2 separate regions of the Homo sapiens genome follow, and region 1 is linked to region 2. Evidence: read pairs that join two places in POLR2A ChIA-PET (ENCODE). Cell type or tissue: B cell. All regions are shown on one strand. Each heading gives the region's core, and the rest is flanking DNA. Links, peaks and the distances in the headings are about the cores only.

Region 1 (11,880 bases), core at 2,558-10,557, 120 kb before region 2:
GGGAGTATCACTTGAGCCCAGAAGTTCAAGACCAGCCTGAGCAACAAAGAGATCCCCCATCAAAAAAAAAAAAATTTAAGAAAAAGCAAGATTATTTTTCCTTTTTTAAAAAACTTTTTTTTTTTTTTTTGAGACGGACTCTGGCTCTGTCACCAGGCTGGAGTGCAGTGGCACAATTGGCTCACTGCAACCTCCACCTCCCTGGTTCAAGCAATTCTCCTGCCTCAGCCTCCTGAGTAGCTGGGACTACAGGCGTGGGCCACCATGCCCAGCTAATTTTTATCTATTTTTAGTAGAGATGGGTTTTCACCATATTGGCCAGGATGGTCTCAATCTCAACCTCGTGATCTGCCTACCTCAGCCTCCCAAAGTGCTGGGATTACAGGCGTGAGCCACGGTGCCCGGCCTTTTTTTTTTTTTTTGGGACGGGGTCTGGCAGTGGTGCGATCTTGGCTCACTGCAACCTCCACCTCTCTCACCTCATCACCCGAGTAGCTGGGACCACAGGCACATGCCACCATGCCCAGCTAATTTAATTTTTGTATTTTTTGTAGAGACAGTTTTGCCATGTTGCCCAGGCTGGTCTCAAACTCCTGAGCTCAAGCAATCCATCCACATTGGCCTCTCAAAGTTTTGGGATTACAGGCGTGAGCCACTGCACCTGGCTATTTTTCTATTAGCAAGGTAATTCGTAAATGAGAACAAAGAGAAGGAAGTTAATATAGTTGGCAGATACATCAAGCTGTTTGCTTACCTCACTAATAGAAAACTTGCTTTTTCTTCTTTTAAAAACAACTTTGGCTGGGCACGATGGCTTACACCTGTAATCCCAACACTTTGGGAGGCTGAGGCAGGCAGATGGCATGAGCCTGGGGTTTAAGACCAGCCTGGGCAACATGGCAAAACCCTGTCTCTACAAAAAATTAAAAAATTAGCCGGGCGTGGTGGCATGCACCTGTAGTCCTAGCTATTCAGGAGGCTGAGGTAGGAGGACTGATAAGGCCCAGGAGGTTGAGGCTGTAGTGAGCTGTGATCATGCCACTGCATTCCAGCCTGGGCAACAGAGTGAGACCCTGTCTCAGAAAAAAAAAAAAAAAAAAATGCCAAGGTTGATAGTGATATTTTGCTACCTGTCAGAAACTTTTCTACTTAAGTGGGAAATAATGTGGGAGACAAAAACTCATTTTAGGGATATCAGAAAGGTAAGAGAACCAAAACATAAATATCTTTAGAAACTCAAATAATATCAGAGGTGAAATATTTGTGCTATGTATTGGGTAAACTAAGTAGTTTTATTTGTGACTTGTTCCTTCCAGATTGATGAATGTTCCAGTCAGCTAATGTATAGCCTTTCTCTTAAATCAAGATTGAGTTTAAATTATAGCTTGTCTTTTAATAGTTCTGAATGCTGTCCTCAAAACGGTTAGGGATACCAGCCTCCTGCCTTACTTTCCTCTCCCAGATTCTCAGTACACCATCACTGTTACTGTCCCCAGCTCCATTCTCTACCTCCAGGATCTCAGGAGCCTACAGAAGTAACCAGGTATGATGCAGAAGTTCAGTTTAGAATTAGGAAAGTATGGAATCCTATCTGCTAGTTATGTGCTATGTAGTCTCAGGCAATGGTAAATAGCTAACTTAGTCAGTGCTTACTTGTGCCAGGGTATAACTGTGAGTGCTTTTTCCATGACATTTACAGTGTTCACAATGATCCTCTAAGGCAAATACTGTTAATACCATCATTTAAGGATGACGATTACAGTCTTACAACAGGTTAAGTCACTTATTCAAGGTTTAATAGTAAGAGACAAACTCAGATATAAAGCCAGGTATCTGACACTAAAGCCCTTGTAACTAGTCACACATTGCCACCACAGCCTAATAAATTGTACCTCAGTTTCCTCATTTGTAAGGTGCTTTTAAGGTGTATTTCACAGAGGTGATATGAACATGAAATGATACTTATTATGAATATTTAACACACAGTAGATGCTCATCAGTATGTATTCATTCCATTTTTTCCCACATTGACCTTCCTTACCTTTCAGAGGAGACTGAACCCTGTTCCCATTATCTTTATACTTCCCTCAGAATTTAGGTCTTCATTTTACACTGTAAAATGTACGTTTTACACAGTAACTTACTTAAAAGAATCTTCATGTCTTGAGAATTATTCAATTGAGGTATCATTGGCCCTTGACTCTGTAACTATTTGTTGTGTAGTTTTTTTTGTTTTTGTTTTGTTTTGTTTTGTTTTGTTTTTTGAGACGGAGTTTCACTCTGTTGCCCAGGCTGGAGTGCAATGGCACGATCTCAGCTCACCGCAACCTCCGCCTCGTGGGTTCAAGCGATTCTCCTACCTCAGCCTCCCGAGTAGCTGGAAGAACAGATGCCTGCCACCATACCTAGCTAATTTTTGCATTTTTAGTAGAGATGGGGTTTCTCCACATTGGTCAGGCTGGTCTCGAACTCCTGACCTGAGGTGATCCACCACCTCAGCCTCCCAAAGTGCTGGGTTTACAGGTGTGAGCCACCGCACCCAGCCTGTTGTGTAGTTTTTTTAATAAGCTCTTGGCACTTTTGCCTATCAACTATTGTTAGCTAAACGTAATTGTCATAACCCATGTTCCTCATGTGATAGATCATCTATGGTGAACATACTGGCTTTGTTTGCTTTCAGAATGACAATCAGATGACTGGTTCTTTAAAATTGAGCCCAGAGATATGTGCAGCCAGGTTACAATAACAGTGTGATGTTTAGGGGTTGCTCACTGTGATCAAAAGTCACTTCTAATAATCTGACCACTTCCTCTTTTATTTTCTCCATCTAGCAATGGCAGAATCTCTGAGAAGTCAGTCATGCAGTGACAAAAGAATGCAAGTGGGATTTGTGTCTTTTATCTGGGCTCTGTATATAATTATAGGATTCTGAGAAAACTTTGCGTTGTATGTATTTTGGAATAATTGTATGTGGAATAATTGTATTAGTTAGGGTCCTCTAGAGGGACAGACTAATAGGATATATATATAAAGGGGAGTTTATAAAGTATTAACTCACACGATTACAAGGTCCCACAATAGGCTGTCTGCAAGCTGAGGAGCAAGGAAAGCCAGTCTGAGTCCCAAAACTGAAGAACTTGGGAGTCTGATGTTCGAAGGCAGGAAGAGTCTAGCACTGGAGAAAGATATAGGCTGGGAGGCTAGGCCAGTCCAGTCCAGTCTTTTCTTTTCTTTTTTTGAGATGGAGTTTTGCTCTTGTTGCCCAGGCTGGCGTGCCATTGCATGATCTCGGCTCACTGCAACCTTTGCCTCCCAGGTTCAAATGATTCTCTTGCCTCAGCCTCTGGAGTAGCTGAGATTACAGGCGCCTGCCACCAAGCCCAGCTAATTTTTTTGTATTTCCAGTAGAGATGGGGTTTCACCATGTTGGCCAGGCTGGTCTCGAACTCCTGACATCAGGTGATCCACCTGCCTCAGCCTCCCAAAGTGCTGAGATTACAGGCGTGAGCCACCGCGCCTGGCCTCAGTCTAGTCTTTTCACGTTCTTCTGACTGCTTTATATTCTAGCCACACTGGCATCTGATTAGATGGTGCCCACCCAGATTAAGAGTGGGTCTGCCTTTCCCAGCCCACTAACTCAAATGTTAATCTCCTTTGGCAACACCCTCACAGACACACCCAGGATCAATACTTTGCATCCTTCAATCAAATTGACACTCAATATTAACCATCACAATTGTAAAACCAACAAAATAAACAAATGAAATGCAGCATGTTGGACTGAAAGAGTCCTGAATGAATTTTTCTAAATCTATTCTCAATTCACTAAGTAGCTTTGTGAAAACAGACAGATGTCACTGGGCCTATGTTCTTATCTGTAAAATGAAACAATTCAGCTAGCTGACTTTCTGGGTTTCTGGCTTAAAAATCTATACTAAAAAGCCTTATGTTTTATTTTTGTTTTTTATGTTTTTAAAAATATCCTTATTTTATTTTATTGTTTATTTTATCCATAAACAAGGAGCAGGAAAGCCTTGTGTTTTTATAGCTACCTCTTCAACAAGCTCTGTAAATCAACTGGGATATCTCTACCTGGATGTTACCAATGGGCACATCAAAATGAAATGGAATTTATCTTGTTCCCCTAACTTGCTCCTCTACTGTGTTCTCTGGTAATTTATGCTAGAAACCCAGTAGTCATCTTTAACTCTACCCTCACACCTATATCTCATCAGACACCAAGACTCATTTTTTTCCCTTCCTCAATATTTTTCTAATCTTCTTTCCCCACTCCACTGCCATTGTCCTGGTTTAGACTCTCGTCGTCCTTAACGTGGTCTCCTACAGTAGCCTAACCATAAACTTCACATATAATTTTAAAATTAAAGCCTATGCCTTAATTTTAGTCACATACAACAGTTTCTATACAATTTTTGGACCTGGTCAGACTCTTCCCTACTAATACTATTTTTGAGAGGCATACTGAAAAAAAGAAAAAGTCCAAAGATTTAATAACATTTTTAATAATAAAAATGAAAAATGATCAAGATGCTCCAAAATGAGTATTGACAAGCAATGGTGGTGTGTCTATAGTCTGTACCAGAGTACCCAGTAGATAGTAGATGCTTAATAAATATTTGTTGAGTGACCAAATGAATAATGCATATAGTCATAAAGATAACTAGGGTGTGGACTAAATTGCACTGTGGGGATGTGCCTAGGAAAAAAATGTTAGGTGAGAAAAAGACAGCACTCTCCTACATTATGATAATGTCTCCTGCATAAGATGAATCAGGGCCGGGCGCAGTGGCTCACGCCTGTAATCCCAGCACTTTGGGAGGCCGAGGCAGGTGGATCACCTGAGGTCAGGAGTTCATGACCAGCCTGGCCAACATGGTGAAACCCTGTCTCTACTAAAAATACAAAAAAAAAAAAAATTAGCCGGGCATGGTGGTGGGCACCTGTAATCCCACTACTCGGGAGGCTGAGGCAGCAGAATAGCTTGAACCTGAGAGGCGGGGGTTGCAGTGAGCCCAGATTGTGCCATTGCACTCCAGCCTGGGCAACGGGGCAAGACTCTGTCTCAAAAAAAAAAAAAGATGAGTCAGGATATGTTGCAGATACATGGCCTATCTCTCCAAGTGAATAGGAAATTGAAATATCACATCAGTCTTATCTCCAGTACATCTTGAAAATAAATGTTGTCTACCCCACCCACCCTGTTACTGGGTGTAGCTAAGATATTTTATTGGCTACAGTCCCTGATTCCAGCTTTTGTGATTTTTATATCTGTGATCTTGATCTCTTGGGATTCAAAGTGGCTGAAACCTCAGCCTTTTCTGGGCATCCTCTTGTGAGTTAACAATGTATTCCCTTATAAGAGGGTGGGAACAGATTCCTACCACACAGGACTTCACCAGCCAGGGTGTAGGGAAAATGCCCATCTGGCTCAAGGAGTCTGGGAAAATTACTGACTTCTACTGAGCTATGCAAACCATTTCTGAAAGCCCAACAACATTTAAAAAGTGAATTTAATGAATTATAATCAAAATTTTCTCTTTCTACAAAGTAAGTCACACTTTTTTTTTTTTAAGTGATCCCTTGCTTTGAGTAAAAGTATGACTGCTTTCTGTTAGGCTAAGAGCATGTTTTTCAAACTTTCCCTGCTAGAACACTAGTATTCCACAAACTGGACAAATGTGTTCCCACAGCTAAAATCAGATAGTGATGATCTTTTTCCCAAGTTGGTAGAACACATTTTGTCAATTTTATGTTTATTCTCTATAAAGATTTTTAACACTTTAATGCCTGCTACCAAACTTTAAAAGTACTGAGGAAGCATTATGGAAATATTAATATTTGGTGGGATGAATGTTCTTGATCTAACAGCTTGTCTTTGTGGCCATATGTGCTCCTGGTGGTTTTATATTGCATACATATATTTTCAGCTAGCAAATTGTTTCTTGTTTATCAAATTGAATTTGTATTTCATGGTTGTAGCAAAGGACAATTTGGTTTCTAGGTGCCCCACTACCATCCTAGATGTTTGTATAAAACATAAAACCCAAATGCTCTTATGTAATCCATATATAGTGCTCATAAACACCGTTTACCCTAATGAAATAAGCCTTGGTAATGGAAATGTAAATCCCAGTTCAGGTAGTCCCCAGCTTATGCCTTCAATGTAAAAGAACTCTGGAAACGCCCTGGAAGAGTGCACCCTTGTTTTTGGCACTCAACCTGTATGCTTTTTCCCTCATTCCCCAAACTAAGATAAAACACAGGGACTCAGTGCTAAGGACCCTTGGGTTCTGACTGGTAATACCTGCTGTACATCTAGTGTTATGCAACATCCTGGTGTTACTAAGAGTAAGATAAAGTCTGGTGAATATTTTAAGGGCACAGAAACACCTAATCAGAGCACTGCTTGAAAGTCTTAAAATAGAAAAATGTATCAATTGCTGTGAGAGCACAGAAAACTGGTGGCTATCAGAGGAGAGTCAGGTATAGTTTCATAAAGAGGTGACATTTGAATTAAGCCTTGAAAAGCATAAATTTGGCTGCTTAATGTCAAATAAGGGATGGGGGAAAAGGGGTGAAAAAACCATTCCAGCCACAAAACAGGTGGGAGAAAGTCACAGAGGTACATGACACAGAGAATTGGGTTCTATTCAACATAGCATCTTTGGGAGGCAATACGATTAGGCTGGAGATGGCAAATTGTAAGCAGATAGTGACAAATTTGCTTTTTGTTTGTTTTTTAAGAGACAGGGTCTTGCTCTGTCACCTAGGCTGGAGTGCAGTGAGTGGCGTAACCATAGTTCACCGTAAGCTTGAACTCCTGGGCTCAAGCAATCCTCCCACCTCAGCCTCCCAAGTAGTTAGGACTAAAGTGTATGCCACCACACTGAGCTAATTTTTAAAATTCTTTCTTTTTTGTGAGATAGGGTCTTGCTGTGTTGTCCAGGCTGGTCTTAAACATCTGACCTCAACTGATTCTCCTGCTGCAGACTCCCAGAGTGCTGGGATTACAGGTGTGAGCCACTGAGCCCAGCCCAGATTTGCATTTAGGAAAAAACCTTTGGAGAATAGATTGGAAGTGTGGGAGACCAGTTAGAAGCCAACTGTAGAAGCAAAATTCAAGAGTAATTTTAAGCTGGGTGCAGTGGCTCACACCTGTAATTCCAGAACTTTAGGAAGCCAAGGTGGGAGGATTGCTTGAGCCCAGGAGTTTGAGACTGGCCTGGGCAACATAGTGAGACCCCTGTCTCTACAAAAACTAAAATAGCCCAGCATGGTGACCCAGCTACTTGGGAGGCTAAAGTGGGAGGATTGCTTGAGCCCAGGAGTTCAAGGCTGCATTGACCTATGATTGTGCCACTGCACTCCAACCTGGGTAACAGAGCGAGACCCTGTCTCTTTTTAGAAAAAAAAAAAAAAAGTTATTTTGACAGAACATGATGTGGAAAGTGGGACATGGAAGGGGCAGGGAGTAAGGGACAGGTAGGAGCTTTTAAAAAAACTTAAACATGTTTTCCTAAGGGCAAATGCTACTCTGAAAAATGGGTAGGGTTATCAAATCTGCTCTTCCTCATATGTAAAACACTTCCTGTCTTAAGCCATTACTGAAATGACATGAAATTTAATCAGTAAAGGTGTGTACAGATGAGTGATGGAGTAGTTATTAATAGGGTTGTCATGGTGATCTTTATCCACAGAAATAATACCATACCATGAGGTTGAAGTATATGAAACTGCTTCTTTTATGGGTTAAAAAAAGTCAAGTATCAGCAATTTTATGTGATTCAACCTAATAGTTTGTGAATTACTTAGTTTTTCCTATTACTTCCTGCTTCCTTTTAAGCCATATTATTGCCTTTTTTTTTCTTTTTAAGATGAGCAATATATTTCATCAAGGGGATTTCCAGGAATGCTGGAGAGGCAAGTGTGGTAAATAAAAAGTATGCAGGCTCTAGAATCAAATAAACCTGGAATTTAGATTTTCCTCTGTAATTTATTAACTGTGATCTTGGGCAAGTCAATCTATTTCAGCCTTATTTTTTTGTTGTGGAAAATGGAAATAAATAGTGCCTGCCTTGTAGGGTTATTAAATGAGAAAATTCATGGCTTGTTAGTGTGTGGCATATAAAAGATGAATGAAAGTCTCAGCTGTCCCCTCTCACTTTCATTTTTCCTACTTGCTCGTTCACAAAAAGTTTGACATAAAACTCAGAATTCTCTGCTTCCTTGTGTCCCATAAAAACTGAGTTATGCCAGGGATTTTGATGTGTATAAGAAATATTCATTTAACTTTAAGCCAAAATCTTTTAGACTAAGTAGCCATTTAAACTTTTAAATATCATTCCATGGAATTACTTTAGTGTACAATTTGTATCAAGTTTTTCCAGAATGCCAGAGCCTCATCACTTTTCATGTCATTCAGGAAGTTACTCATTTAGCCCAGACTTCCAATAAGTTCATACATAGAGACTGTGTCATATTCTTCTGGAAGTGTCATCACCATTTTTAAAAAATGTGATAACTGCTTTTTGAAAAGAAAAAAGACCATTGAAATTGTATTTATTTGCTTATATTCCTTACTTTGAATCCAACCCCACAAGGTGAACTCATAATTGCTGACCCCTCACACTTGTAGATCCCAAAGGCACAGCTGGATTTCTGCCTCATTTTTATTCCCTGGTGGGTTTTGATTTTGCATTAATTCTCTTTTTAATTGAGCTCCTATTTTGTGCAGGCGCTCTTCATGTCACAGCATGTATATGATGAATAAGATAGACAAAATCTTTGCACACATGAGCTTACATTCCTGTGACAACAACCAAATAAGGTGTTTTCAGAGTAAGTCCTGGGAAGGAAATAAATTAGGTGAATGGAGTAGACAGTGGCTGGTAGATGGGGAGGGTAATTAAGAAAGGTTTTCAGGAATTAAAGTAGTTACAAGGACCTGAGTTGCTCTGGCCCCCAGCTCCCCTAGAGGGTTGGATTGTGTATCTAGCCACTGCCTAGGACTGCCCTTTAAATCGGAAGTATGCCAACCACATGTCTGATGTGACTGCTATTCTGACTTCATCCCTATTTTGTGGAACCTGGCTGCCTTGTGCTATCTGCTTGAATTTGCCCCTGGCTGAAATCAAGCCTTGATTCTCCACTAAGTGATGGCCTTTTTAAACTTAAAAATTAGTAACTATTAATTAATGTCTGTTCACTGAAAATAGAAAATGAAGAAAGGCGAAAATAAAACATCAGAGATAAATACTGATTAACATTTTGGGATGTACTATTTCAGGTATTTTTATTCTTTTTTGAGACGGAATCTCGCTGTGTTGCTAAGGCTGGAATGCAGTGGCGTGATCTCAGCTCACTGCAACCCCCAGCTCCCAGGTTTGAGTGATTCTCCTGCCTCGGCCTCCCAAGTAGCTGGGATTATAGTCATATGCCACCACATCCAGCGAATTTTTGTATTTTTAGTAGAGATGAGGTTTCACCATGTTGGCCGGCTGGTCTTGAACTCCTGGCCTCAACTGATCCATCCACCTCGGCCTCTCAGAGTGCTGGGATTAAAGGCAGAGCCACCACGCCTGGCGTATATACATATTTTAATCAAAGTATGATCATAATTTGACCTTTTTATTCAACCATATAAATCAGTTTCTGTTTCAATAAGTCAATATCTGCTTCCACATTACTTTAAATAGTTTCTGTCATGCTGATGATATATACCACAATTGATTCAACCCATTCACTGGGGACAAAAGCATAATTATGACGATCAGAGCAGTAACTAACCACTGAGCACTTAACACACGTTAGGAATGATGGTGATGTTACATACAACATTTTTTTTTTTTCTGAGATGGAGTCTCGCTCTCTCGCCCAGGCTGCCCAGATCTTGGCTCACTGCAACCTCTGCCTTCCTGGTTCAAGTGATTCTCCTGCCTTAGCCTCCCGAGTAGCTAGGATTACAGGCACACACCACCACACCTGGCTAATTTTTGTATTTTAGTAGAGACAGGGTTTCACCATGTTGGTCAGGCTGATCTCAAACTCCTCACCTCAAGTGATCCACCCAGGCATGAGCCACCACACCCGACCTACACACATCATTTCTGAGGCAAAGAATGTTAAGTGACTTGCCTAAAACCACTCAGATTGTAAGAAAAGAGTGCTGAGCAGAAATGACCTTTGCTAAACATGGAGTGTGGGCTAGGCTGCATACTAGTCTCAGCAGGGAGGTAACTTTTGCTATTTCCCTTAAATCTCAAAGGTTAGAATTCTGTAGCCCTTCCCTAACTGTAGTGGGAGACAGGCCTCTCTGCATGTCTGCTCCCACCAAGACTGCACATAATGTGTACAGAAATCAGGGTACTATCAGGAAGCGGGGAAATGGATGCTGGGCAGCCAAACATTGACAGATAGTCATTATTGCCTTGCCTTAGGCTGTATTCCCGTCTCATGTTCTGGTTTCTCCCCACCCTGAGCCTCTCACCTCTTACCCTCTCTGAGGTTTAGCTTCTTCATCTGTAAAATGGATATACCATGGTTATTATTATCACAGGATATTAAATAGAAATATGGCCCACCACTGGGTAACCAAGTTTTTAGGAATGAGGTGGGTTACTGGGTCCCCACCAATGCCCTTTGAAAAAGTGTGAACGGAGCAGTCAGACTTTGGGAACCTAAGAGATTGAGGAAGAAGGAAATCAAATAGGATCTGTTTTTTCTCCAAAGTCACTGAAGGAAATAGGGGAGGAGGGGATAGGACAGAGGGACCTCCAGCAACCTCATTCAGGTGTAGAACAATCACAGTGTGTGTGACAAGTCACAATTCCTTTAAAATTAACCCTGCTGGTTTCCTGGGAGAGCTGCTCACAGTTGACCTACTGGTCTCATTGATTCCCAGATAAGGCATGGCAGTCAGCCAACAGCAGGCATCATCAGAGAACTTGGAAGAGGCTTGGAGGCAGAAACTGAAGTGTGATGCTGCATATCTGGAGGATGTGAACTGTACGTTTGCACACTGACAGTAAGTTGTTGACAGCAAATTGCAAAGAGACTAAGCAAGAATGGTGGTGCTCCCATGGCAGCTAGGCCCTTAGCAAAAGCAAAGAGAATATGCTCTGGAAGGTGTTGGGGGCGGGGGTCAAGAGCACTGGGAAGCAGTACCTAACTGCATGTTTGTGGCCCTGGCTTCTACTTAGATATCTACCAGTAACTAAGGAGAGTGGAATAGCTTTCCCTTTCTCAGACTTAATCTTCAATGGCCAGTTCACATGGCATTTCCACTATAAAGTTCACTTAAGCTCTGAATTGTTCCTTTTTCTGTGCTCACACAGCATTCTCTATTCCACCATTATACCACATAGCACAATTTAGCATGGTACTTTGCCCCACCTCTAAAATGGAGTTAGTATTTGGCCTGCGTTCCTCCCAGTACTATTCCAAACTAAGTCAGGAATAAGAACATTGGTCCAAATGCTTGCATGAACTCACCGCACATTAATGATAACAATATGTGGGGACCACACTTTACAGTTTATAATGCGAATTGCACCCATTATCTCATTTGATCCTCAAAGTAACCAAATTATTAGGTTACTGTTTCACAAGTGGGAAAACTGAGCTAAGGCAAAGTAATTGGCTAAAGTTGCTTGGCTAGTAAGTGATAGATCCAGGAATGGAATCCTGACCTCTGACCAGGGCCTGTTCTCTCTCTATTACATGTTGTTACTTTTACTGCTGGAATAATCCTTCATCCATTGGAAAATAGGCAAATAAGCAAAAACCCCTCCTACAAACTTTAATTTCTTGGCAGTTTACTTTCTCTGCCTCCTGCTTAATGGAAACCTGGCTCTTTCTCAA
Region 2 (11,880 bases), core at 1,370-9,369:
ACAGAAACTTGTGACCAAGAATATATTTGACTTGAAAGATGAATTGGGTAGTATGTTCATCTTCATATTCTCCCAGGGCTTTAAATTTTATGTTCTTTAAAAATCTGGATTTAGGGTCAGGCGCAGTGGCTCATGCCTGTAATCCCAGCACTTTAGAAGTCTCAGGCAGCAGGATTGCTTGAGCCCAGCAGTTTGAGGCTGCAGTGAACTATGATCACGCCAGTGCACACCACCCTGAGCAACAGTGAACTGTCTCTAAAACAAGCAAACAAACAAAAAACAAATGAAATTTGCCACTGTTATTAACTATAGTTACTCCTATTGTTGATAAACAATTTTGTCTATTTCATCCTGTTGATTCAGTTTTCTACCTCTTGAAATGTAAGCTTTATGTGTAAATACATTTTTCTTCTTAAAAATTTGGTGTGAAAACATTGCCTTAATTAAATTTCTCAACATATAGCTGTGGTTAAAAGTATCTTATTTTTGTTACAGCCTTTTTCGTTTGAATATTTATATCATCTGAAAAAAAAATTTTTTTTAATGTTAACTACATGTCATCATAATGCCTCTGCTTTTTCAGGGAATCTGAAATGATAAAGACGTCCCCCTCATCAGTGGTACTCATTTAAGTTTCTGAGTATGGTGTTCCCCCAACCCCAAGGAACCAGTTTTTTGTTTTTTAATTGAAACAGGGTCTCTGTCCTCCAGGCTGGAGTGCAGTAGCACAATCATGGCTCACTGCAGCCTCGACCTCCCAGGTTGAAGGGATCTTCCTACCTCAGCCTCCTGAGTAGCTGGGACTACAGGCGTGTGCCACCATGCCCGGCTAATTTTTAAATTTTTTATATAGATTGGGCCTCCCAAAGTGCTGGGATTACAAGATGTAAGCTGCTGAGCCTGGCCAGGAAGCAGTTCTTAAATTATCAGGACTACCAATGAATAGATCCTTGTATTTTTCCTTAAATTATTTTGTTCTGTTTTCCTTTGGGTTTGTTTTCTAAAATCTTAGAATTCATTGCTGTGTTTTTACATCTTTTAATGAACACATTCACATTACACCGTGAATACTACATTGAGTCATTTGGATATTTTTTAATTTTCTTTTTCATTGTTTCTAAGAGATAGGGTCTTAGTCTGTGGCCCAGCCTGGGGTGCAGTGGCACAATCATAGCTTACTATAGGCTCGAACTCTTGGGCTGAAGCAGTCCATCTGCTTCAGCCCCTTGAAGAGCTAGGACTACAAGCATGTGTCACCACGCCTGGCTAATTTATTTTTATTTTTATTTATAGAGATGAAGTCTCACTATGTTGCTCAGGCTGACCTCAAATTCCTGGGCTCAGGTGACTGTCTCACCTTGGCCTCCTGAAGTGCAGGGATTACAGGCATGGGCCACTGTGCCTGGCCCTGTTTTTAATTTCCTAATTTAAAATGTGTCCTTTCATCATGTGAATTTTTATTATATATTTAAAATTTAAGTCTTTGTTGATTTCTGCTTTTTTGTTCTATTTTACTTTTGGCATCATGGCCAGAAATTGGCAAGTTTTAGACATTAGAAAAGGTATGTTTTTGCTGTTTACTGCAGGAATCAGATCCAGGTGTTGAGGGGACCTACAGCTTATATAATTTTGAGGACCCTCTTTAGGAAAGAAAATACAAGATTATGCACATGTGAATATTTGTTTAGAATAAGAAAAGGTATCTGTGTATGCGAGGGGTCTAAAAGCCTAACTTGATTCATTTTGTGTTTGATCTATCTCTGCTTTAAAATATATAATTTTGGCCCCACGTGGTGGCTTGTGCCTGTAATCTTAGCACTTTGGGAAGCTGAGGCGGGTGGATCACTTGAGGTCAGGAGTTTGAGACCAGCCTGACCAACATGGTGAAACCCCATCTTTACTAAAAATACAAAATTAGCTGGGTGTGGGGGCTCATGCCTATAATCCCAGCTACTTGGGAGGCTGAGGCAGGAGAATCCCTTGAACCTGGGAGGCGAAGGGAGGTTGCAGTGAGCTGAGATCGCGCCATTGGACTCCAGCCTGGACAACAGGAGTGAAACTCCATCTCAAAAAAAATATATATATATATGTATATGCGTGTGTGTGTGTGTGTGTGTGTGTGTGTGTATGTATATGTGTGTGTATATACATATATATGTGTGTGTGTATATATATATATATATACACACACACACACACACACACACACATATATATAAAATTTGGTGTATGTGCCGGGCATAGTTGCTCACACTTGTAATCCCAGCACTTTGGGAGGCCGAGGCCGGTGGATCACCTGAGGTTGGCAGTTTGAGACCAGCCTGACCAACATGGAGAAACCCTGTCTCTACTAAAAATACAAAGTTAGCTGGGCATAGTGGCGCATGCCTCTAATCCCAGCTACTGGGGAGGCTGAGCCAGGAGGATTGCTTGAACCCAGAAGGTGGAGGTTGCGGTGAGCAGAGGTCACGCCATTGCACTCCAGTCTGGGCAACAAGAGCGAAACTCTTGTTGAAAAAAAAAAAAATTGGTGTATGTGTATTGCATCTGCATTAATTTTAGTCATTACTTTGTGTCATGTATATATTTTTTACTACTTTACATACTATAGCTGTTTTTCTTCTAGTGTTTCTAAGCTTTTACATTGATTTATACTTTTTTGTTGCCTAAATATTATTTTTACTGTTGCCTAATGGCATCTTAAAATTTTACTATAGCTCTTGCCAAATAAATTTTACCATGTTTGATATTGTTTTTACACGTGTCTTCCTGGCTTGACTAAATTTGCTACATTATTTTTTCTCACTCTTTTTTTTTTTTTTTTTTTTTGAGTTGGAGTTTTGCTCTTCTTGCCCAGGCTGGAGTACAATGGTGCGATCTTGGCTCACTGCAACCTCCACCTCCTGGGTTCAAGTGATTCTCCTGCCTCAGCCTCCCGAGTAGCTGGGATTACAGGCATGCACCACCACACCTGGCTAATTTTGTATTTTTAGTAGAGATGGGTTTCTCCATGTTGGTCAGGCTGGTCTCGAACTCCTGACCTCAGGTGATCCGCCTGCCTCGGCCTCCAAAAGTGCGAGAATTATAGGCATGAGCCACCGCGCCTGGCCATTTTTCTCACTCTTTACTGTTAGCCTTATGTACTTTGTAAGCACTACAGTGGTAGATTTTATTTTTAGAAAATCCTGTCAAGACTTTTTTTTCTCTAATGAAGCCATTTAACTTTGTCACAGCTACATTTGGTCTAAGTTTGGCTTCTTTGTGTTTTTTCCTCCATGCTTTCCTATGTTTGACCTGTGTCTTGTAAGAGACAACATCCATTCTCATTACCTGCCGTATGGAAAGAAGTAAATAAAACCTTTTCATCCTTGAATTTTTTTTCTCTATTGAGTTGTTACAGGTGAGAAGTATATATGAATCTGTGAAGAGTTGTTGGAACCTAATTAAATTATGTACTGCACGTTTTTCTTTTTCCCTAAAGCATTTAGAGTCTGGCTAAATAGGGGAAAATTTATATTGTTTGGGTTATGTTGTGTCAATTTTTATTAAAATTCTGGTAGCAGTCATACAAATAATTTGACTTTCACATGAAATCAAGTGAAGAGAAAGGGGGGTAGAGAAAGATGCTCAGGCAATGTAAGTTTACTAGTACAAATTAAAAGGCAATTTTGTGGGTACTGATAAAATGCTTCTGAAGGTAACATAAATTGCATTTGTTCTTAAACATTTAGGAAGGGCATGGAATTGTTTTTCTTTCTCTCCATCCCCACTTCCTCCCAATGTGTAAGTAGAAAGATTTTTTCCCCTCCTCTTAACTCTGAAGAAGACAACTTCCTTTATTTTGCATTTTTGGGTGGTGGTTATAGTACTTGTTTTGAGGTTTGACCATCCTCTCTTCAGCTATTTTTATTTTTACACACCACTTGAAGTGAGTACACTCAGTGGTATTTTAACTATAATAATCTGTTAAGAAATTCATGTATGCATATTGCATCTTAAAACTGTTGTTTTGATTTAATTTTAATTGGTTTATGCTATGTCTGCTTCATCTTAGTTTTTAAACAAGTGACTACTTAGTTTTCCACAGCAGAACAGAATAGCAAAATCATATTCTTTTTTTTTTTTTTTTTTTTTTGAGACAGAGTCTCGCTCTGTTGCCCAGGCTGGAGTGCAGTGGCGGGATCTCGGCTCACTGCAAGCTCCGCCTCCCGGGTTCACGCCATTCTCCTGCCTCAGCCTGCCAAGTAGCTGGGACTACAGGCGCCCGCCACTACGCCCGGCTAATTTTTTTGTATTTTTAGTAGAGACGGGGTTTCACCGTTTTAGCCGGGATGGTCTCGATCTCCTGACCTCGTGATCCGCCCGCCTCGGCCTCCCAAAGTGCTGGGATTACAGGCGTGAGCCACCGCGCCCGGCCAAAATCATATTCTTAATAGGATTGAAATGTTTACTTTCTTTTTGATGTTATAAGTGATTTAAGATACGACATAGGAGTTTTAACTGCTTGATTGCTCAGTGCCCTGTCCCCTCCCCCTCCCAAATAGAGGACAACATTTTGCTCTTACTGGAACTCTTAATTTTGTCAAGTCAGCTGGTATAAAGATATAGAACTTTTACCCCTTAAAATTCTTTTACTGATTTAACAAATTTCAGAATTGGTGATACTTGTTTATTTTATGTTTGTATATTTACAATCTTTTCTAAAACTTCATTAGCGTTAGAAAGCACATATTTCCTGAAATGTTTTAGTATAACAATTTGTGTAGTTGAGTTTGATATGTGTGATAACTTTTTATTTAAAATAAAATTTAGGCATCATGTAAAATAGTTAACAGTGGCATACTTCCTGGCATAGAAATTCAATATACAAAATGCTAAAAATTACACAATAGCAGCAGCATTTTAAAAGCTATATAACAGTCTAGTTACTTGTTTTAAGCTGTCACTATTTCCGGTTTTGTGAAAAATAAATATAGCATTAGGTACATGCCCTGAGATTTTCAGATTTGCACATATTCTGTGGAAGCCTTCTTTACTACTATTTTTGGATTCCATGCTATGGGATAATAAGGTCACTTTTTAGCACCATTCAAGAATAAAAAACCAAGTTCTCTCAAAGGGGTTCTAGTACACGTCCATGTTTTGCTGAATGCTATTCTGTAATATTCTTAAAAAACATCTTAAATTCAAGGAAGGAGATGAGAGAAGCATAGTGAGATTCCAGACTTGATCCTCCTTCAAAATGCTATCAGTTGCTGCTCATTCCCCAGCCTCTACTGCATTCCACAATTGGACAGTATTTTATGTAATACTTAGAGTTTTTACAAATCAAGTAGAAGATACAATGGAAGAAGACACCCCTTTTAGAATAGCAAACAAAAAGACTACTTCTACACACTTAAAAAATGTGTGTTAAATTTTTTTTTACAGTCTTCCATACAAAATTTTAAAGCAAACATTAAATTTTTTTAAGACAAAGACTTAAACAGAAAAGCATACTATATTTCCAGATCTGAAAATTCAGATTCTTAACAGTGTCAATTCTAATTGTTAATCTACAAACTTAATGCCATTCTAAAATAAAAATATTGAAAGGAAGCCGGGCACGGTGGCTCACGCCTGTAATCCCAGCACTTTGGGAGGCCAAGGCGGGAGGATCACGAGGTCAGGAGATCGAGACCATTCTGGCTAACAAGGTGAAACCCCCTCTCTGCTAAAAATACAAAAAGCCAGGCGTCGTGGCAGGCGCCTGTAGTCCCAGGAGGCTGAGGCAGGAGAATGGCATGAACCCGGGAGGCAGAGCTTGCAGTGAGCCAAGATCGCGCCACTGCACTCCAGCGTGGGCGACAGAGCGAGACTCTGTCTCAAAAAAAAAAAAAAAAAAATACTAAAAGGATTAAAAGAAACTCCCAACAGTACTCTTGCTGAGGTAAGTGCTAGTGCAAGCTCATTTTGTGGTAAGACAAGGTGAATTCAAGTAACTTCTCCAATGACAAAGCTGGGAAGTGGTGAAGCAAGGCTTCACATCAGGGTAAGTTTGAGGGCTCAGATACGATGATAGCTAACATGCAGTAAGTGTTTATATTATTGTGCATTACCATTCCAGGTGAGGTACTATATATTTTCTCAATTAGAATAGCATCTTAATGTAAAACTTGTGAGGCTTTGCTAGGAAGAATCTAGAGATAATACAGGCTGTGCTTAGAGATTTATGAACCCTTTATAATCTCTCCCCTCAATCTCGCTTTTTTCCACATGCATAAACTAGTTATCCCAGCATCACTTTTTGAGTACTGTTCTATGCTTCCCCTATGATCTGCTCTTCTATTTATATATCGAATTTCATTCATGTGGATTTATTTTTAGGCCTTCTGTTTTGTTCCATTTGTCTTTTTTGCCTATTCTTGTGTCATTTCCATTCTAAATTTCGTAGAGGGTAGGATAAGTTTCCCTGCTGTGTTCATTCAAAAATTCATTCAGCACATATATTGGAGACAACTGCTATGTGCCAGGAACTTTTTAGGTGCTGGGAAAATGGCATTGAGCAAAACAAAAAAATTCTCATGACTCTTACACTTATAAACAATTTCTTGGCTATTTTCTTGCTTATAAATTTTAGGTTCAGCTTGTCAAATTCTATGAAAAACCCAGTAATGTTAAAACAAATTTAAATTGGGTCAGTTAAGGGAGCACTGATACCTTGACAATTCTATCCATGAAGAGAATGCTTTTACACTCATATACGTTTTCCTTTTTTTTTTTTTTTTTGGCCTCTGTTTAAAGCTTAATTATTTCTTTCCCTAAAGGTCTAGAATATATTTTTACTAGAGTTAGTCCTGCATATCATATATTTGCTGTTGCTGTTGTAAATGGTGTCTTTTATTTGACTTAAGCTTTCTAATAGCTTTATACAGAAGTGGTATTTTTTTTTGCTGTTTATTTTTTCGACAGGTTGAGGGGACTATGTAGACTTTTATATCCAAATACCTTGCTGAATTCTAATTCCAATAATTATTATGTATATTGTTTCCTGTGCAGATAATCATATCAAATATATTCTTAAAAATTTGTATACCACTTTATTTTCTTATTAAATTAACTAGGACCTCCAATGTAATGTTGAATAAATATGGTAATAGTAGACATACATACTTGTTCTTGATTTTAATGAGTTTCACTGTAAAAAGTGTTGTTTGCTATAGTTTTTTTTTTTTTAAGACAAATGTGACATTTTCTTATCCTTTTTCCATATCTCTTATAGTGTTTTTCTTTAGTCTGTTCATATGGTGAATTATATTTATAATTTTAAAAAAGTCTATATATTCTGTTCCTGAATTTCTGGGACATATTGGTCATAATGTATATTTTTATATACTGTTGGATTCTGGATTCTGTTTGTTAATATTTTGCATATGGACTCTTTTCATGTATGTTTATTAGTGAAATTGGCCTGTAATTTTCATTTTTTAATAATGTTCTTGTCTGGTTTTGGTATCCAGATTATACTGGCCTCATAAAATGACTTGGGGGGTGTATTTCCTCCTTTTCTATTCTCTGGAAGAATTTGTGTGATACTGGATTTACTTGTTTCCTGAAAGTTTGGTAGACCTTGCTTTTACAACTTTTAGACCTAGTTTGTGTGTGTGCCGGTGGGGGGAAGAGGGGGAAGTTTATTTTATTTTTTCTTCCTTTATTAGTCATAGTGCTGTTCAGGCTTTCTGATTATCCTTTTTTTTTTGAGACAGGGTCTCGCTCTGTCACCCAGGTCGGAGTGCAGTGGTGTGATCTCACTTTGCTGCACCATCCACCTCCCAGGCTCAAGCAATCCTCCTACCTTAGCCTTCCAAGCTGTTGGGACTATAGGCGCATGCCGCTATGCTTGGCCTAGTTTTTTTGTTGTTGTTTTGTTTTTGTAGAGATGAAGTCTCACTATGTTGCCCAGGTTGATCTCAAACTCCTGGGCTTAAGTGATCCTCTCATCTCAGCCTCCCAAAGTGTTGGCATTACAGGTGTGAGCCACTGTACCCAGCCTTCTAATTATTCTTGAATCAATTTTGAGTTTGTATTTTTCTAGGCGTATGTCCATTTTGTCTGTGCTTCATATTTATTGCATAAAGTTGTTCATAGTATTCTCTTTTAAATGTCTCCTCTAGCTGTAGTTATGTTCACTATAGTCTGTCCTTTAGTTCTCCTTAGCAGTGTTTGAAGAGATACGCTTTTTAGTCCATCTATTGAATTTTTACCATTAGGTTATATTTTTTATTTCCATAAGTTCTGTGTGTTTCCTCTTAAGATCTTAGTGGTCATTCTTTAACTTTTTATTTTTTAAATTCACATTTGTCTTGATTGGATTGATGGTCATTTTTTATAGCCTCTTGCTCACTTGTTTGTGATTTCATTTATTTTTAACATTTAATCCGGAATCTTGATGGGTATGGCTGATAAAATTTTAACAATGGTTGTTATGTACTTCCCTAATAAGTTCAAGATAAATTAGACTGTGACTACTTTAACACATAGATATAGATCTGGATTGCTGTATTTAGCCAATAACATACGTATTACAGAGGAATTACTTGTTGGATGATTAAGGTTTTCTTAGGTAAATAATTTGGAAAAAATGTTATTTGTGGGAAATATAGGAAGAAAGAAATTAAACATCAAGGAAGAGAAGCAGGAAATGTTGCTAGCTGTGTCTTCCTAGATGGAATGTGTTTGTATAGCATTTGATATTTCTTTGTGTTTTTTTTTTTGAGACAGAGTCTCCTCACATTGTCACCCAGGCTGGAGTGCAGTGACGCTGTCTCAGCTCACTGCAGTCTCAACCTCCTGCACTCAAGTGATCCTCGTAGTTTAGCCTCCCAAGTAGATGGGACTACAGGTGTGCACCACCATGCTGGGCTCATTTTTTTTTTTTTTGTATTTTTGGTAGAGATGGGGTTTCACCATGTTGCCCAGGCTGGTCTCAAATTCCTGAGTCCAAGTGACACACCTGCCCCTGCCTCCCAAAGTGCTAGGATTACAGGTGTGAGCCACTGTGCCCAGCATATTTGATATTTCCTGATAGCAGTTATCACCTATTTTGTTGGGTATATTTGTCTTGACAGTTAGATTGTGATCTCTTTTGGGGCAAACACTTTTATTGGTGGTGTTTTGTTTTTTATACAGTGTCTAGCATAGTAACTGTTAAATAGTATATAGTCAATAGATTTATTATAGCTAGGTAGATGGGATTTTAAAAGTACTAAACAAAGTTCAATTGTAGTTAATTATAATGAACTAATCATTGTCATATGATTACAGTACGAGGAATTATACCAGAAGCCACTAATAACTAGATCTGGATTAAATATACCTTTTAAATGCATTATTGGGTTCAAAAAAACCAAACACATTTTCAAATGTTGTCTTCACCTCACTCAAACAAGGGTGAGCTTAAATGGAAGCAGGGGAGCATTTAGTGATAAAAACACAGAACAGGCAAAATTTCAGAAATGGGTCAGACTTTCAATTAGAGACTGAATTTTCAGCCAGCAACAAGCCAGGGATAGTGGAAAGGGAGCTAAATCTGGTATTTCCTTTATTAAGAAGGATCCATCCAACCTGGCTAGAAGTGATCATAGGTAGGCTAAAGTGGTCTTAATAGGTAAACAGCTTCCCTGCTCTCCCCACTCCCACTTGCTCCTGGATGATCAAACACAAAACACAAGACATGGCAAAAATAATAACAAATGTAGCCCCCAACCCCCAACCCCTATACAAGAACTTCAGAAGTTTTGACAATTTTTGATCATTCTTTTAAGTGAGTATAAAGAATGAGGGACTTTCGTGCCATCCTTGTAGAGTTAGTTCCCTTCCCTGTCCCACCACCATTTCACCAAGGGAAATTTATTGAGAACACCTAAAATTTGCTGTTGACTAGTCATGTTAGGGGAAGGAGGAATGGTATAGACATAAGATTTTAAAATATTGACGTGCGTCGTGTGTTTACTTATTTGCAATCTTTTTTTTTTTTTTGAGATGGAGTCTTGGTCTGTTGTCTAGGGTGGAGTGCACTGGCCGATCTCGGCTCACTGCAACCTCTGCCTCCCAGGTTCAAGTGATTCTCCTGCCTCAGCCTCCCAAGTAGCTGGGATTACAGGCGCCTGCCACCACACCCAGCTAATTGTTGTATTTTTAGTAGAGACGGGGTTTACCATGTTGGCCAGGCTGGTCTCGAACTCCTGACCTCAGGAGATCAGCCCACCTCAGCCTCCCAAAGTGCTGGGATTATAGGCGTGAGCCACTATGCCCAGCCATTTGCAACCATTTTTTTAAATTGTTGTGTTAAGTTACTATAAAAATTAACATTTTTATAGTTTTCCCACATTTTACTGCATACTACTTTATATGACTTTATGATTGTTAGGTTCTTAAACAATGAATTTTGACTTAAGTTCTTTTATATTTTTATTTTTACCAATCCATCCTATTTAAAATAAATTAATAGTATGTTTAATATCTTTCAGAAAAGTTCTTTCCCTGTGCTTTAATTTTAACCAGTTTTAGCTAATGTTTTTGCACAACCTTTTCTAAAAGCAACAAATAATTGATTAAGGGGAATCTGGGCTAAGCTGAAGCTTAACTCTGAAAGCTGTGTTAATGAGTTTCCATAGGAAAAACTGTCTACTGCTTTTATTTTGTTTATAGATTGAAATTAGCTAAATGAAAGAATAAGTAAATGAGAGCTGCTTAAATTAAGACATCCATTAAAATTTTTTGTCTTGATTACTTTCCCGTCTCAGAGTCAATTGATCTGGCTTTTGGTACTGAGCACATGACTCTAGACAAGCATGCAGTCATTCTAGGCATACTGCTATTTGAAAAAACAGCTTTAAAAAGATGTTAGAACCTGGGAAAAAATATCTTGCTCTCTTGTGGTTTCACAGGATGCCAAAGGTTTAGTTGCTTGTATGTTTCACTCAATTGCTTTCTGTTCAATGAATAAAATCAGCACCGTGCATTAGAACTTTGCAGACTCACTGCAAAGGAAATAGCAGGAGGTAAAGTGACCTCAAATGAATGTGGCTTTTTTTGTGGGGTGCGGTGGGTGGGCAGTGCTACAACTTAATAAACAAATTGAGTTTTGCAGGAAGAAAACCTTTAACCCATCTTTATACTCTCTCATGGTGACATTTTTCTTCTGCTATCATTCCCATTCTTTAAACATTTTTACAATGATTAGTTCATTTTAAACATGTAACATAGCTACAGTTGAGTTGTTTAGTTGTTTTATAACGTATATGTTTTTCGAGTCCATCAGTAAACTGGAATTATAATCTTATTTTTGTTGTTTTGATCACACAACTTTTCTGCGCTCTGAAAAATACAACTGATACTTACTTCTCTTCACCAAAAGTCTTTTAGGTAGGTTTATCACCTTTTATCAGTTGAGTGAGTAAGATATTTTGAAAATATTTTACAGGGGAAGTAGCAGAAATTCTCCATCATGTATGGTAAACTTGCAGTTATCTGTGCTCTTAGAAGACAGAGGGAACCGGCCGGGCGCGGTGGCTCACGCCTGTAATCCCAGCACTTTGGGAGGCTGAGGCGGGTGGATCATGAGGTCAGGAGATCGAGACCATCCTGGCTAACAAGGTGAAACCCCGTCTCTACTAAAAATACAAAAAATTAGCCGGGCGCGGTGGCGGGCGCCTGTAGTCCCAGCTACTCGGGAGGCTGAGGCAGGAGAATGGCGTGAACCCGGGAAGTGGAGCTTGCACTGAGCCGAGATTGCGCCACTGCAGTCCGCAGTCCGGCCTGGGCGACAGAGCGAGACTCCGTCTCAAAAAAAAAAAAAAAAAAAAAAAAGACAGAGGGAACCTGAATAGTTAATATAAT

What was found. ChIA-PET counts read pairs that join two places held together with the same protein. Peaks named below come from ENCODE experiments on the same cell type or tissue, not always from the same donor. Only the 100,000 strongest peaks of a DNase experiment are listed, where the experiment ranks them.
Region 1: POLR2A ChIA-PET joins it to region 2 with 10 read pairs; 9 of 35 experiments call an interaction of 5 or more read pairs at or near these places.

The regions. Positions count from the first base shown.
Region 1 is chr11:14,442,888-14,454,767 of GRCh38, reverse strand. No RefSeq gene overlaps it. Among named protein-coding and RNA genes, the nearest start is that of COPB1, 51 kb to the left of the region's middle. In B cell, for the core only: no CTCF peak of the experiment used is centred there; a DNase peak (open chromatin) is centred at 2,727; H3K27ac peaks cover 178 bases.
Region 2 is chr11:14,319,316-14,331,195 of GRCh38, reverse strand. All of the region lies in intron 1 of RRAS2 (RAS related 2), which reads left to right. Among named protein-coding and RNA genes, the nearest start is that of RRAS2, 34 kb to the left of the region's middle. RefSeq lists an enhancer at 7,807-7,886. In B cell, for the core only: no CTCF peak of the experiment used is centred there; DNase peaks (open chromatin) are centred at 3,845, 4,528, 5,985 and 7,714; H3K4me3 peaks cover 4,966 bases; H3K27ac peaks cover 6,966 bases.